Linked DNA regions of Mus musculus: region 2 is linked to region 1. The links are chromatin contacts, found by Hi-C or POLR2A ChIA-PET in ENCODE. All regions are on one chromosome and are shown on one strand. Each heading gives the region's core, a stretch centred on a gene start or an enhancer-like site at or near the end of the contact. The rest is flanking DNA. Distances are from core to core; before and after follow the strand shown. Region 1 has its middle 36 kb from the start of Bach1. Region 2 holds the start of Bach1 (BTB and CNC homology 1, basic leucine zipper transcription factor 1).

Region 1 (7,174 bases), core at 3,595-6,094:
GAGTCAGGAGGAAATATCAGCTCAGAGCCCACACAAGACACGATGACAAGCTGAACCAGGTGTGAGCCTAGTTTGGTTGACTGGCGATGTGTCCAATGGCACCGGACAGAGATCTAGGACTAGACAGGCAAGGGAGGGTGCACAGAGGACGGGTAGATAGCTGTAAAGCTTACAGGAAGAAGGGGGCTTTTAATGCGCAGGCGTGAAGTCAGCCTGGAGAGTACGTGTATCCATTCCCTGCGTTTCTCCTTTCTGTCTCCTGCATCTGTTCTCATTGGGTAAATGTAATTGGCAGCTGCTTAGATGGGTAGCCGTGGATGTGGTCCTGATGCCAATCGCCTGCCAGACACAGGTGAGCTGGAGAAGGGGAGGAGCGGAAACAGAGTACCTCCGGAAACTCTGGTCCCAGAAGAGTAAGTAGCAGTTCTTATTCACACCAAAGCATCAAAGACTGGGCAGACCTCAGTGACTATAAGTTACAGAAGTAACTTAACGCGTGCACAGTGAGAGGTCCACTCAGAAACAAAAACCTGGAGAATAACAATTTTCAATTTCCCCCGGGAAGCAAACGGAGGAGCTCCGCAGAGCAAGCCACGGACAATGGGTCCTTGATTAGTCACGCTCAACCATGACTCATAACTCAGGGAGGAGAAGTGGAGCTGAGTCAGCTCCTGGAACACCTGGCTGGAGGAGAATCACAAGGACAGAACTGAGCTGGTCTCAGTTCTTCAAGGTCTCAACAATCATAATGAAACTAACACAGCAACCAACCAAAATTGTACAAACGTCACCGACTATCAATCAATTATATCATCTTCATATTAGAGGTTATCATCATATTAGAGGTTATCTGACCCTGGGGAATTACCCTATCCCTGCATAAAAAGGGGGCCAGCGAGCCCCTCAAGTCATTGACATTTTGATGAATGATTGACCACCCCACCCCCTAGGCTGGTAATATCTGCAGAATAAACGCTCTTTGCCTTGGCATACCATCTGTGTCTGGGAGTCTTCCTTCAGTGACTCTTGTCCCCTAACTCACAGTATGGAACCACGATACAAAAGAAGGTGCTACTGTGCCACTAAAACGTTTGTTGTCTATGCATATAGACCAGTGTGATGAAGAGACTGCTCGTGTAATACAAGTGGTTCGCAGCAAGAGTGGATATGTACATGGAGATGCAACATGTAGTAAATATTACATCGTATGTTGTATAAGGACATAATTTAGATGGTGGAATTTTCTGGAAGGGTAGCAGAGATTTGGGTAGCAGAGATTTTTGAAAGTGGTTATCCCTAGGGAATGATGGAAGGGTGGGAGGAAGATCAGAAGAGTACACCATAGGACATTTCGTATCACACAGTATTAAAATATCAAATGTAATTTAAAGGATTGTTTGGCACAGTTTTTAACATTGTTTACCAGAGATGTAATAATACTATGGAAAGCACCAATGTTTGAGGCATGGTAAAATACACACATCACAAAATTATAAAGCGGTTCTTAAAAGAAATACCAGACAATAAAAGAGACTGTGGAGTTGAAATTATTGGCACTTTAGAAAGTTTACTAAGGGAGATTTTAAACTTTGAGAATGGACACTATTTTTTTTTTAATGTAGAATCCTAACCTTGAAGAAAACACTCAACCATGTCTGGAATGAATTTTGAAGGTTTAAGGTTTAAAAATAGTTGAGAATACCAAACATAAAAAGGCATGCAACAGTCATGAGGTGCATTTAAAAATTTCTGCAGAGAATGTCAGCCATCCCGGAGTATTCTAGAAAACCTATGCACTCGCACTGTTTAAAAACAAGTTCAGATTTCTTTTTTTCTTCAGCCAGCAAAGAACCTGATTCTAGGAAGAATTTAGCTGGAGGTGTTGGCTTCAAACATGAAGATAAAAATGTTAGTCCTTCCTCAGGCTGGATAGTCTAGGCAGAAATATCTGTGTATGCAGCCTTCTGATAGGGACAAGAGAGATGGACGGAAATCACATGACTTCTAGACTTGGGAGGGAACCCCAGTTTTCTAAAATCAGGAACAGGAAAGGGAAAGAAATGTTTGTTTGAGGTAGGCGACTCCCACCCACGTGGCTTTGCAGAAAACAAAACCCGTGTCGTAATGAGTTCTGTTTCTTGTCGGTGAGTGAAAGAAACATCAAAACCCTTCCCTGGCTTTTAAAGGAATATTATCCAACTTGGAATAATTATTCTCCTTGGAAGAAAAAATGAAATTATCTAAAATAAGTATGCTGGGAACTTAATGCAGATAGAGAAATAAGCCCCTCCTTTGTGAATGAATATTCCACATTGCCGTATCTGATCATAAGTAAAATAAAATACAGGATACACTGAGTGGGTAATTGTCTGCTAACAAAGAGAATAACTTACATAAAATCCTCTGGAGGATCCTCTGAACAAAAGAAAGCTCTACAAGAACAGGGTTACCATGTAGCGATGTGTAGCCTACCTTTGGCTGACTGTCTCTTGTCCATGACAGAAATCGCTACATAGTCAAGGGAAGAGGCAATTCTTACTCTTGAGTAAGTTACAAATGTAGAATTGAGCCAGGGGTCTAGAGCAGTGCCTGTCTACACTGGAGGAGTAGTGAAGCCGGTGTTTTTAGCAGAGGTCACACTGGGCTTTGTTACTGTGTCTTCATTCTCCTTTTCCTTAGGATTTTGAAGTCTAAGGAGTTTTCATGAGGGCATCCATAAGACAGAGGAAGGACTGCTGCCCAGCTTTCATTTTGGATAACTGACTTAAGGTTTGACTTTAAATGTAAAGTGTGAATATGGCTACACATTCCTGTGCTGTGTCTCAATGAGGGGCGGAGGAACCCAGGGATTCCTGAGAAGTGATTAAACTACTTGTCACTCAAGCATCAACCTTAAGACCCGGAGCTTGGATCCCCAACACCCACATAAATGCCAGGCAGGCTTGGTGGCTTGGTGTAATCACAGATTGCTGCAGGTAGAAACGAGGGGTTCCCCCCAGAGCAAGAGAAGTAGCTAGACTAGACATAGCGGTGAGCTCTGGGTTTAGCTAGGAAACCTTGCCTCCACGGATTCCATGGAAAGAGCTCCACAGACCAACCTCAGACCTGCCCACAGACAGGCACACACATGCACACGTACGTGGGAACATATTCAGCAAATGCATAGAGCAAAGAGCAAGGCGTGGTTAGCATCCAGTCTGCTTTCCTACATAGGTTTGTAGGTCTGGCAAATGGTGGGCTACTTTTCTTTCCCCCTGTAGAAGAACCCAAATTTTGTGGATCTTCTGGGATATGCGGGTAGCAGTTCCAGTTCTGAGGACATGAGAGGATCCCAGGGGATTACTGTCCAGCCAGTCCATCCGAAGAGATGAGCTTGGGGTGCACTGAGAGGCCCCATCTCAAAACCAAGGTGGAAAACACCTAGGGGTGTGTCTCTTGCCTCCACAGGCACCTGTGCACCCAGTACTCCATTCCTGCTATGCACAAACCCACACAAATACTTCTCCCTCCTCCCTCCTCCCTCTCCCCCTCCCCCTTCCCCTCCCTCTCCCTCTCTCTCACACACAGAGGGAATGGAAGGGGACAGACAAAAAAGGAGAAATTTTTAACTAGTTAGAAAAGATGAATTTTAGGTACACCCATGGGATATTTCTCAAAAACTGTGTCAAAGTTACACGATTTTGTCTTTACATGATTGAACCGCTCAGCTTTAAAAGCAGCTGTATTCTCTCCATAAAATGTTTATAAATTCCTATCTATGAGGCAGGTTAAAACTGTATGCTCAAAATAAAACATATATGTGAGTCACATAGTTTGTGTCCCTACATTATGTTATATCCTATATTATTAGATAATACATTACATTATGTTATATCATATATTATTAGATAATATATTACATTAGGCTCACACACACTCTCACACACATTTGCTTTTGTTTTTAACATGTAACTGACTTGGTAGTACAACAGGGCAAAGGACCCATGGGCCAATTCCGTGTAAATAGAATATTGACCAATTGATTTTAGCCTTGGCCTTCCGATCTAGGTAACACGGCCACCTCCCCATCTGTTCAATTTAGTGCGACAATAGTAAGGAACACCCCCCACCCACCCCCAACTTAGCAACCCCTAATGACACTGAGCTAATTTCTGTTGTTCTAGTTTGGTAAACAGCACTGAGGAACAGCTGGGGATGGCACCAAATGCGAGCTCGGGTTTGTTCTAAGGTTCTGGTGGTTGGCGGGGTTGTGGTTTTGGTGGGTGACGTTGTAGAGAGGGGGGAAAGCCTAGAGGTTCACTCAAAGTTATCTGACCAAGATCTGTGGGGCGGTGAAAGTGTAGCTGCTTTGTAGACTTGCAAAAGGCAGAGGCTGTGCATCGAAGGATACTGGGATCAGGTCTACGAGCTCAAGACTGGAGCTTCCATTTGTTTACAGGAACCTACGGTTAAAATGAGTTCACCCTCCTCAACTGCCAGGATTAATGCCCCGGTAGAGCAGGTCTGAGCTGTTTCCAGGGGTATGGCGCAGGCAGGCAGTTGAGAAATGCAGCCCCGTGTGCCCCGGATTCCCGGCATAGGTAATTAGAGCGGATGGTCCAGTTTCCAAGAGGATCCAAAATTACAGAGAAAGAGGCTCATGTGGGGTCTGGGCTTGCCCAGCTCTGACGTGGTTTCTTGTCTCTCTAGTGAAGGTCTGAGGACTTGCTGGCTGGGATGAGAGCCACACGTGGGGTCTGGGCTTGCCCAGCACAGTCATGGTTTCCTGTCTTTCTTGTGAAGGTCTGAGGACTTGCTGGCTGGGATGAGCACTTGCGCACGTGGACAGGAAAAAGGACCACAGCTGTCAGCAGATCCGAAACTTAGCTGCTTAGAGGTTTTGTTTCATGCGTTTCCCGTCTACCCTCGGGAAGTATAAACACACCATTGCTATTTTAATCATGTGACTAGGAAAGGCGTCCTTTCAGTTCTCTAGCCTGAATATCAGTGTGAATCAAAACAGAACGCTCCGCCATGCGTCATGTGAAGTAATGACCAAAACAAACTTAGAATTTAGTGTGAGAGAATCCTTGCCTTTCTGTGGCCCTGACCTTGCATTGTATAACTTCCTATGGACTCACAACTTTGCCAAAGCTTGGGTTCACAGCACTACAGCTCGCTTTCCTTTGCAATGCCATCGCTCTACACAACGGCAATGTTACTTGGAACACCTCGGCTCAGCAGACTGCTATGTATGAAGAACCGCAGCATCTTTACTGTACACACAAAGTTTTAATTATAGAAACCAAACGCTTCATATTTCCCTCTCAGCATTCCTTGTCACCAAGGCTAAAATCAGCTTATCGTTACATTTCATTGTGTTAGAATGCTTAGGTTGTTTTAAAAAAAAAAAAATGCTACTGGAGTAGCTGACTTGAGTTTCATGGGAAAAGGTCATTAAATGAAATCTTGGATGAATTAAATGTTAGAAACTAGGACAGGCTTTCTAACAACCTCTAGAATGGTACTAAGCACACTTCTGTTGCTTTTCCTATGGATTAATACAAAGACTGTTCTCAGCAATGATGATCATAGCACCAAAACTGCAATCAGCTCGTTGAATTGACCATGTTCCACACCCTGCAGTACCACATATTTTGCTAAGATTTAGTTCTTTATGAAAAAAATTAATAAATAAAAATAAACACACCTAGAATGTGTTTATCACCAAAGTTAGGCATATATCAAAGAGGTGTTTTAAAATAAATTTATGGTTTCTTATCAGTAAATGTTTGGTTTATGTAGTTTTTTAAAATATGCCTGCATCTTTGGATTTACATAAACCATCTCTGCTGAAGAAGGAATACAGGTAGGAAAGGCTGGGAAGCCTTGCTCCAAAGCAACATTTGTATCCATCCCACCTTTTTGTGAATAACACTCAGGCTTGGGTTATTATTTTTTTTATGTCCAACGAATAAAGAAAAGATTTTTAAAAATTCCTCACTGCAGCGAGTAAAGCTAAACCACAAGCTGCTCCACAAAACTGGGAGGCATAGAACAAACTCATCTCGCTTCCCCAGGAATTGTATTCTCAAGCCACATAATCTACATTTCTTCCTGAAAGAGGATTAAAATATAACAACTACCCTGTGTCCTCTGTGTTTCCAAAGTTTTGGATCGTCAATCATGTCATATAGGAACTAGGGGATGGGGTGGTCAATCTCAGTTGTCAACCTGAGACCCGGAGTCACCGGAGTGAAGGGCATGCCTGTAAAAGATAAGCTTGATTGGTTTACTGAGGCAAGAGGACCTGCCCACTGCAGGTTACATGTTCCTTGGAATCCAGGACTGTACAGAGAGGAGAAGATTCACTAAGTACAAGGATTCACTGTTTTCTTCTTCCTGCCTGATAATACTATGTTAACAGCAGTTGCAAGCTCTTGCTGACTTGACTGCATCACCATGATGGGGTCTGTTCCTTAGCAGGTAAGCCACAATAAACCTTTGCCTCCTTAAGGAGGCCTTGCCCATGTATTTTATCACAACCACAGAAAAGTATGTAAGACGGACATTCACTCTGGGTTTGTTATTACGCCCCCTTAATTCTAGAGTGGGTCCACTTCATTTGAAAGCAGACTGCCCATATTACATCCAGTTGAAACCAGCATCGTTTTAAAGAAATCGTGTCCTCTTGAATGAGTTTGCAGACATTTAAAGAAAAACACAAAGACACTGTTAAGAAATGCCATTGTTTACAGGGTGAGCTGGCCTAAGTCCTTTTGAAAAATTCATACATGTAAACTATACCTGATAGCTCTGAACTATTTAACTTTTACGAATCACCAAGCTTCCAAGCAGGTTGTTTTGATACCTCGCATCAGCATGTTAAGTCCCCCAAGGGCAGAAGTACACGTCAGAATTGTTCATTCGCTGGCACTCCAGGCACTTAGAAATGTGTCTGGCATGTAAAAAAGAGCTGGATAAATGTTTTTATATGAGTGCTGTCATACATGGGAAGAGGATTAACTTGATCTGGCTAGCCAAACAATTCATCTGAGCAGGACTGATGAAGTAAATTCCCCGGCTCTCTTGCTCAAGGACCGGTTACATAAGGAGACTCTCTCTGGCCCTGGAACTTATCTGATAACTATCAAAGATGTCAGCTTAACAAAGACACCTCAGAAAATTATCCTAA
Region 2 (6,565 bases), core at 2,284-4,783, 38 kb before region 1:
GACCAGGCTGGCCTCGAACTCAGAAATCCGCCTGGTGCCTCCTGAGTGCTGGGATTAAAGGCGTGCGCCACCACGCCCGGCTTCACCATGTGTCTTAATCCATCCCACCACCTAAAGTAATCCCCTTCATGTTGCAGGCTGAAGAGACTCGGGGTTCAGGGTTCAAACAATTATCCCACGAATAGAAAGTTAGAAAAATGAAGGGAGGGGACTGTTAAAACCCTCAGCCATCAAAAGCAAGCTTCCCTGTGAAGAGTCTAATGACACTTGGTCATCTCAACAAGTTTTGCAGCTGTTCTTATGAGAGTCACCACCACAGTACAGAGCTACAAAAGGACAGGCCCTGATGTGGAACCAAATAGTAGCCGTGCCTTCTGGGTCAGTGAAATGGTTCAGTAGGTAAGGGTGCCTGCTGCCCGACCTAAGGCTAAAGTTTAGTGCCCAGAACCATGTGTGGTAGAGGGAGAGAACCTATTCCCACAGGGTGTCCTCAAACCTACACAGAGAGAGAGACAGACAGACAGAGACAGAGAGACAGACAGAGAGAAGAGGTTGACTGAGGAATTCCACTTCCCAAGGATTATTTAAATGCAGTTTTAACAATAATCACAAGGATATAAAAAGGGGGAACCCTTAGCCGGGCGTGGTGGCGCACGCCTTTAATCCCAGCACTCAGGAGGCAGAGGCAGGCGGATTTCTGAGTTCGAGGCCAGCCTGGTCTACAAAGTGAGTTCCAGGACAGCCAGGGCTATACAGAGAAACCCTGTCTCAAAAAAAAAAAAAAAAAAAAAAAAAAAAACAAAACAAAACAAAAACAAAAAAAGGGGGGACCCACAAACTTCCAAAGGGTAAGAGAATTTTACCTTAAATTTTAAAAGATTTTGTTATGAATATTACATTCCAAATGTATAAATTATCAAACCTTCTAATCACTACACACATTCAACCAACCACCTTTGGGGCTTGCCTACAAATCCAATAAAATGTTATCAAAATAGAACTATGTAATTTTTTTATTTCTATCACTCACTTTAAGAATGTAGTAAGAAATTCCCATCTTTTATTCTTTACAATATAAAAACTACATATGAAGTGAAAGTCAAATACTAAGAATATTTTGAAATTACTACAGCTCTCGGAAAAGATCAGAAATTAAACACACACAGAAATCTGTTGCAGACTTGGAATGATGGCAATAGCAGTGGAAAGTAAATTTTATATTCCTCAACAGAAAAAAGGATAAAGTGTGCATAACCACATTATCTAGTATGCAAATATTGATGTCACCCTCCTCGTTTAACTTCCTGATGTGGATATTTTCATGTTAGATCAAGCATCCTGTAATCTACCTGAAATCTCCTAACATCTGAAAGAGACAACACTGATAACCCTAAATCTAAAACAGCACACCAACCGCTCCCCTGCTACAGAGGTTTGAAAGGAATGACCATCAATAATAATTTGGTATCGTTCTTGCGGCCCATGCAACCCTTGAGAGGGTAAAGGCACTCGCCACCAAGCTTGACGGCCTGAGGTCCAGGCCCCAGAACCCACAGGATTAACGGAGAGAACCACAAATGCAAACTGTCCTCTGATCTCTGCACAAATACAAACACAAAACAATAAAATAAATACATGTTTTTAAAAATCATCGTTCTTTTAGTCAAAGGGAAGAAGAAGCCAGTTCTCTTCATACACTTTCCCTTTCCCAAACAGTGCACCGAGGACTGGTGTGTGTGTGTGTGTTTGTGTGTGTGTGTGTGTGTGTGTGTGTTTTCTTTTTTCAAAAAGAAATTACACAAGATCCATAAAATCAAGAGAGACAGACACATCCATAGACCCCTCTTCTTAGCCTTGACCCAAGAAGACCCGCTGACTCTTATCTATTCTTTACCACCTGACCCCAGAAACTAGTTATGCAGGAAAACCTAAAAGCCCTAAAAGGAAATCCCCTTTGTGGCCTCATTTTAAAAAAAAATTATAAAGAATAACTTAAGCATGTATACACCACTCTGCATCAAAATACTAAAGGCAAAGCGAGGACAGCAAGGGAAAGAAATGATATAATACTGCTGACTGCCTTACTTCTATCTGAAATCTCAAAGATCCAGCTTCCTCCAGCACAAATTGAGTCTCCCGCAGTAGGCCACGAGGCTGCTGTTTAAACACCACCTCGGTGTTCCTTGGCCACGTCTTAAGCACGCTCTACCACGTCAGCCACTGATTACCTGGATCAAAACACACAGCCCGCAGCTGGACCCCCTCCGGCCTCCTGAAGCCACCCCTCGTGTGTGCAGCTCAGCCTTTTATAGTGGAGGCATGTGATGCGCGTATCTGCACCAGCTGTTCCTAATTACCTCTCAGTCTGGGGTGAATGACTCAGCAACACAAACTCTTTTAAAGAGTCACCCTACCTTGTTATCCAACCAACGTAGCGAACAAAGGGAAGCCACTTGACAGATCCGACGGTTAAACAACAAGAGGCGATCACTCCTCCAAAGCTACCCAACTCCAAGATGACTCACCAGGAGCCTTTTTTCCTCTAGACTCCCTTACGATGTCCAAAGCCAGAAGTGGCAAGCGCCTTCAAGCCCAGCCCAGAGCTTGCACCACTACCACAAGAGCAGGAAGAATAGGCCAACCCATACCTCTTCCCATTTCTCTGAATATTTGTAGAGCTCAAAAGCTCGGCCACGAACAAAAATCTACAGTGGTCATCCTTTAATCTTTCTGAACTGCCTTTCCTGCAAACCCAGTGAGCTGAGAGGAGTGCTCAATGCCTAAACAAAGACCCAGCAGGGGCATCGTCCTCCAAGGCTAGCAGTCACAACTCTACAATTCTCCAAAAGGAAAAAGAACAGCATCCTGAAAAAAAAAAAAAAAGTCTTTGTTCTTCCAAGCCTGTCTGGGGAGCAGGATTTTCCCACACGCGTTCTTTCAGAATTACTACTACGTCTGCCTTGACTCAGCGCACGCTGAACATAGAGAGCTCACTACATAAAAGCCATCGGCGCAATTCCACTAAATGACACCAAAGTCCCGGAGAAGATCGAAAACGCGCTGGCCCTGGCCCTACCGGACACGAACACAAAAGCTGGTGTCGTTAACATCGAGACCCACTCTGCCTATGCTGTGCGAGTCCACATTACAAACGTGCGCCAAGCAACAACAAAGGGAAGCGCGGAGCGCCCGGTAGTCCCGGAACCCCGGCCCGCTCGGCCTTGCCCCCGCAGCAGGCGGAGCGGGACGCGGCCCGCGGCGGAGCGCGGTGCAGGGCGGCGCCGGCACGGCCGGCCCAGAGAGTCCGCGCAGCGCGTAAACAGCGCGCAGCCCGCCGCCCCTTCTAGGCCCGCGCGGCCGCCCGCCACCAGCCCCGGTGACCCCCGGAAAGGACGGAAGGACGGCACCGCGCACCGCCCGAGCCACTTACCGGAGCCGAGACGCGGCGCGGCCCGACTGCAGGCGGCAAGCGGCGGTCAGGTGACTCACTCCCTCTGCGCGGACAGCCGCCCGTCTCCTCCCCTGCGCTCCGTTCCTCTCCGCCACCACCGCCAGCGCCTCGGGGCGCTAAAGCCCCGCCCCCGGTTCCGCCCCCGGGCCCCGCCCCGTAGCTGAAGCCCTGCCGAGCTCCAGGCCACGCCCTGCCTGGAGCCACGCCCCGTTCCAGGCCACGCCCTCCGCTAGTAAGAGCCTCTCTATTTCGCCTCCTGCGAGCTCCGTGTAACGTTGTGGATTGTATTGCTGAGCGCCAGGCCTCCAACCGCGTCGCCCTATCTCTGCCTTTGGTGGCAAGGTTACACGTCACGGAAGACCACCTCTTCCTCACCTGCTGAAGGCAGGGAAAAAAAAAGGCTGACGCCTCCACGCCCCCAGGGTTTTTGTTCACACAGCCCCTCTCCCCCCTCCCCCCCCCCCACACACAGATTAGATAAGGTCTTCTGCCCCACGCCCCCAAACCTCGGAAGCTCAGTTCGGCCAAGCTCCTGGGCTGCTTTCCTGTAGGAGCACAAAAACCAGGTGTTTGAACTTGCTGAAAAGGGTGTATGTCAACATCTGTCTGAAGCTCCGCAGGACTTTTAGGAGCAGATTCTGAGAGGGGGAGGCTGCTGCCCCTCTGAATGATCACTAGCTTCCCTTCTAGTTGTTTGTGTCCTTGAGGCCCTTCCTCGAAAACCGCAAGGCAGGTAACCTGGAGTGTGCTTTGCTCATTATAACCCATTAATATGCATGCTTCCCCGATCAAATCCCTTTACTCCTTGTGCTCAGCCAATACTGCTTTGAGAGTTATTCTTGCGCCCTTCATACTTGCCTGAATATAAGCTGCACTCTTATCTGCCTAGCCACGACGGACTGCATTCACCAATGGGCAAGCACGCTGTACTGGGCTTCATATCCGGAATATTGTACTGTCTGGCAGCCTCCTGTTGTCCCTCTACGCTGCACTACCAGGAAACATGGACGCATCCGTGTCTGGTCATGTCAGACGTCTTCCCTCAAGTCCTGGTCATGCTTTCATCCTCTGCTACTTATTGGGGTGTTAATCCAATTGTTCGTTTCTATTTTTTATTATGTTCGCTGTTGTTCAAGGCAGTGTCTTTACGCAAAGCTGCATGCACTCGTGGCAGGGCTTATCAGTCTGGAGAAAGAGAGGACTGGGCTGGCCAACCTGATTAAAAATGAGGAAGGAATTACCACCCCTGAGGCCAGTAGCCCTGGGAGGACTTGTAGGAAGAAATAATGTTGCTGGCTTTGAGTTCCAGAGGAAAGATGTAGAAAAATGGGAAGCCCCAAAATGTATGTGCTCCTTAAACACACACAGACAGTGCAAGGGCTCCAGGAGAGGGTTGTCTCCAAATAGTGATAACATTGACATGACTGCATCTGTACAGTGCGTAAGCTCTTGTGACTTAAGGACATTCAGTTACCTCTAAAGTAGGTGAGAATATGGCCTAAGTGCTGTGGGGTGGCCATGTAAGTGGTGACCTGGTGCCTTTGTGAGGCAGGGACAGCAACAGAGCTAAAACCAGGGCATGGCTGAGAGGAGTGTGGTCTACCAGGCTGTGAGGGGATCCAGGCGTGGAGGCAGGCGGCATGTTCAGGATCCTGAGATCATTATGTAGGTATTCAGTGAGAAATGAGGGGAGACACTTAGGGATAGACTGTGCGAGTTGATGGTGGTTCTGACAGACATTCGAGGGTCCTGGGGTGTCTGTCACACTCACTCTCCTTCCATCCTGAGCCAAAGTATAGTCTGCCTTCTTCCCACGCCTCTCGTGTACATTATTTCGATAAGTAGCCTTATGTCATGTGTATTAGCTCACAGAGAACCTCCCTCTAAGCACGTTTCTCTTGACTTGTCCTCTAAGAACACTTAGCATGGGATGCCCGCCCCAACTCTGTGACAAGACGAGAAGAAAAATAGCCAAGCAGTCTGCCTTAGTCGGAGTTTCTATTGCAGCAAAAAAAAAGCAGGACCAAGAAGCAAGTTGTGGCATTTTTATTATTTATTTATTTATTTATTTATTTATTTAATGTATGTGAGTACACTGTCACTGTCTTCAGACATGCCTTCAGAGGGCATCAGATTGCAGATGGCTGTGAGCCACCATGTGGTTGCTGGGAATTGAACTCAGGACCTCTGGAAGAGCAATCAGTGTTCTTAGCCACTGAGCCATGGAAGGAGCAACAGTGTTGACAGGCTAGACCCCCCAGAGCTCCCAGGGACAGGACACCAACCAAAGAATACACATAGCACTGGCAACCCATGTGGCAGAAGATGGCCTTGTAGGACATCAGTAGGAGGAGAGGCCCTCGGGCCTAAGGGTGTTCAACGCCCCAGTGTAGGGGAACACCAGAGCAGGAGGATGGGAATGGGGGGGGGGAGCACCCTCATAGAGGCAGGGGGAGGAGGTTTCCAAAGTGGAGACCTGGAAAGGGGAGAACATTTGAAATGTAAATAAAGAAAATAGCCAAGAAAAAAAGAGTATTAAAGTATTAAGAGAACAAATACTAAAAATAAAAAATAAAAATAAAAGCAAGTTGGGGAGGAAAGGGTTTATTCTGCTTACATTTCCACATTGCTGTTCATCAGCAAAGGAAGTCAGGACAGGAACTCACACAGGGCAGGAACCTGAAGGCAGGAGCTGATGCAGAAGCCATGGAGGGATGCTATTTACTGGCTTGCTTCCCCTGGCTTGCTCAGCCTGATTTCTTATAGAACCCAGGACTACCAGCCCAGGGATGGCACCACCCACAATGGGCCTTCCCACCCTTGATCGCTAATTGAGAAAATGCCCTACAGCTGGGTCTCTTGGAGGCATTTCCTCAAGGGAGGCTCCTTTCTCTGTGATAACTCCAGCTTGTGTCAAGTTGACACAAAACCAGCCAGTACATAGACCAAAAAGTAAATGCACTGGACCTATGAAAAGAGCTAGAAAGCGAGCCATTTCCAATAGAGGTTACTATTGCTTATTCCATGCTATTCTAAGGTCTACATAGGGAAGAGAAGCCAGAAGTTCAGCCATGCAGAGTCTCAATCATAGGGAGAAGGCTCGCCTGGGAACTC

What was found. Hi-C counts contacts between places; a loop is a spot of excess contacts on that map. ChIA-PET counts read pairs that join two places held with the same protein, here RNA polymerase II (POLR2A).
Region 2: a map of heart shows a loop between it and region 1 (2.8-fold over the local background). The contact joins the promoter of Bach1 here to the enhancer-like site in region 1. A Hi-C loop is called at or near these places in 11 of 37 maps with a recorded cell type or tissue (T-helper 1 cell, T-helper 17 cell, T-helper 2 cell and 3 more). POLR2A ChIA-PET finds 5 or more read pairs at or near these places in 4 of 5 experiments (Patski and embryonic stem cell).

What each region holds. Positions count from the first base shown.
Region 1 is chr16:87,658,946-87,666,119 of GRCm38, reverse strand. No RefSeq gene overlaps it. Among named protein-coding and RNA genes, the nearest start is that of Bach1, 36 kb to the left of the region's middle. Within about 2 kb of position 4,844, at least 1 of the 3 ENCODE cell types and tissues checked has a DNase peak (open chromatin) inside an H3K27ac peak, as active enhancers do; it is heart, where a contact is called at or near this core.
Region 2 is chr16:87,695,922-87,702,486 of GRCm38, reverse strand. It overlaps Bach1 (BTB and CNC homology 1, basic leucine zipper transcription factor 1), which reads right to left and starts at 3,533. Exons shown (of 5, transcript NM_007520.2): 1 at 3,431-3,533.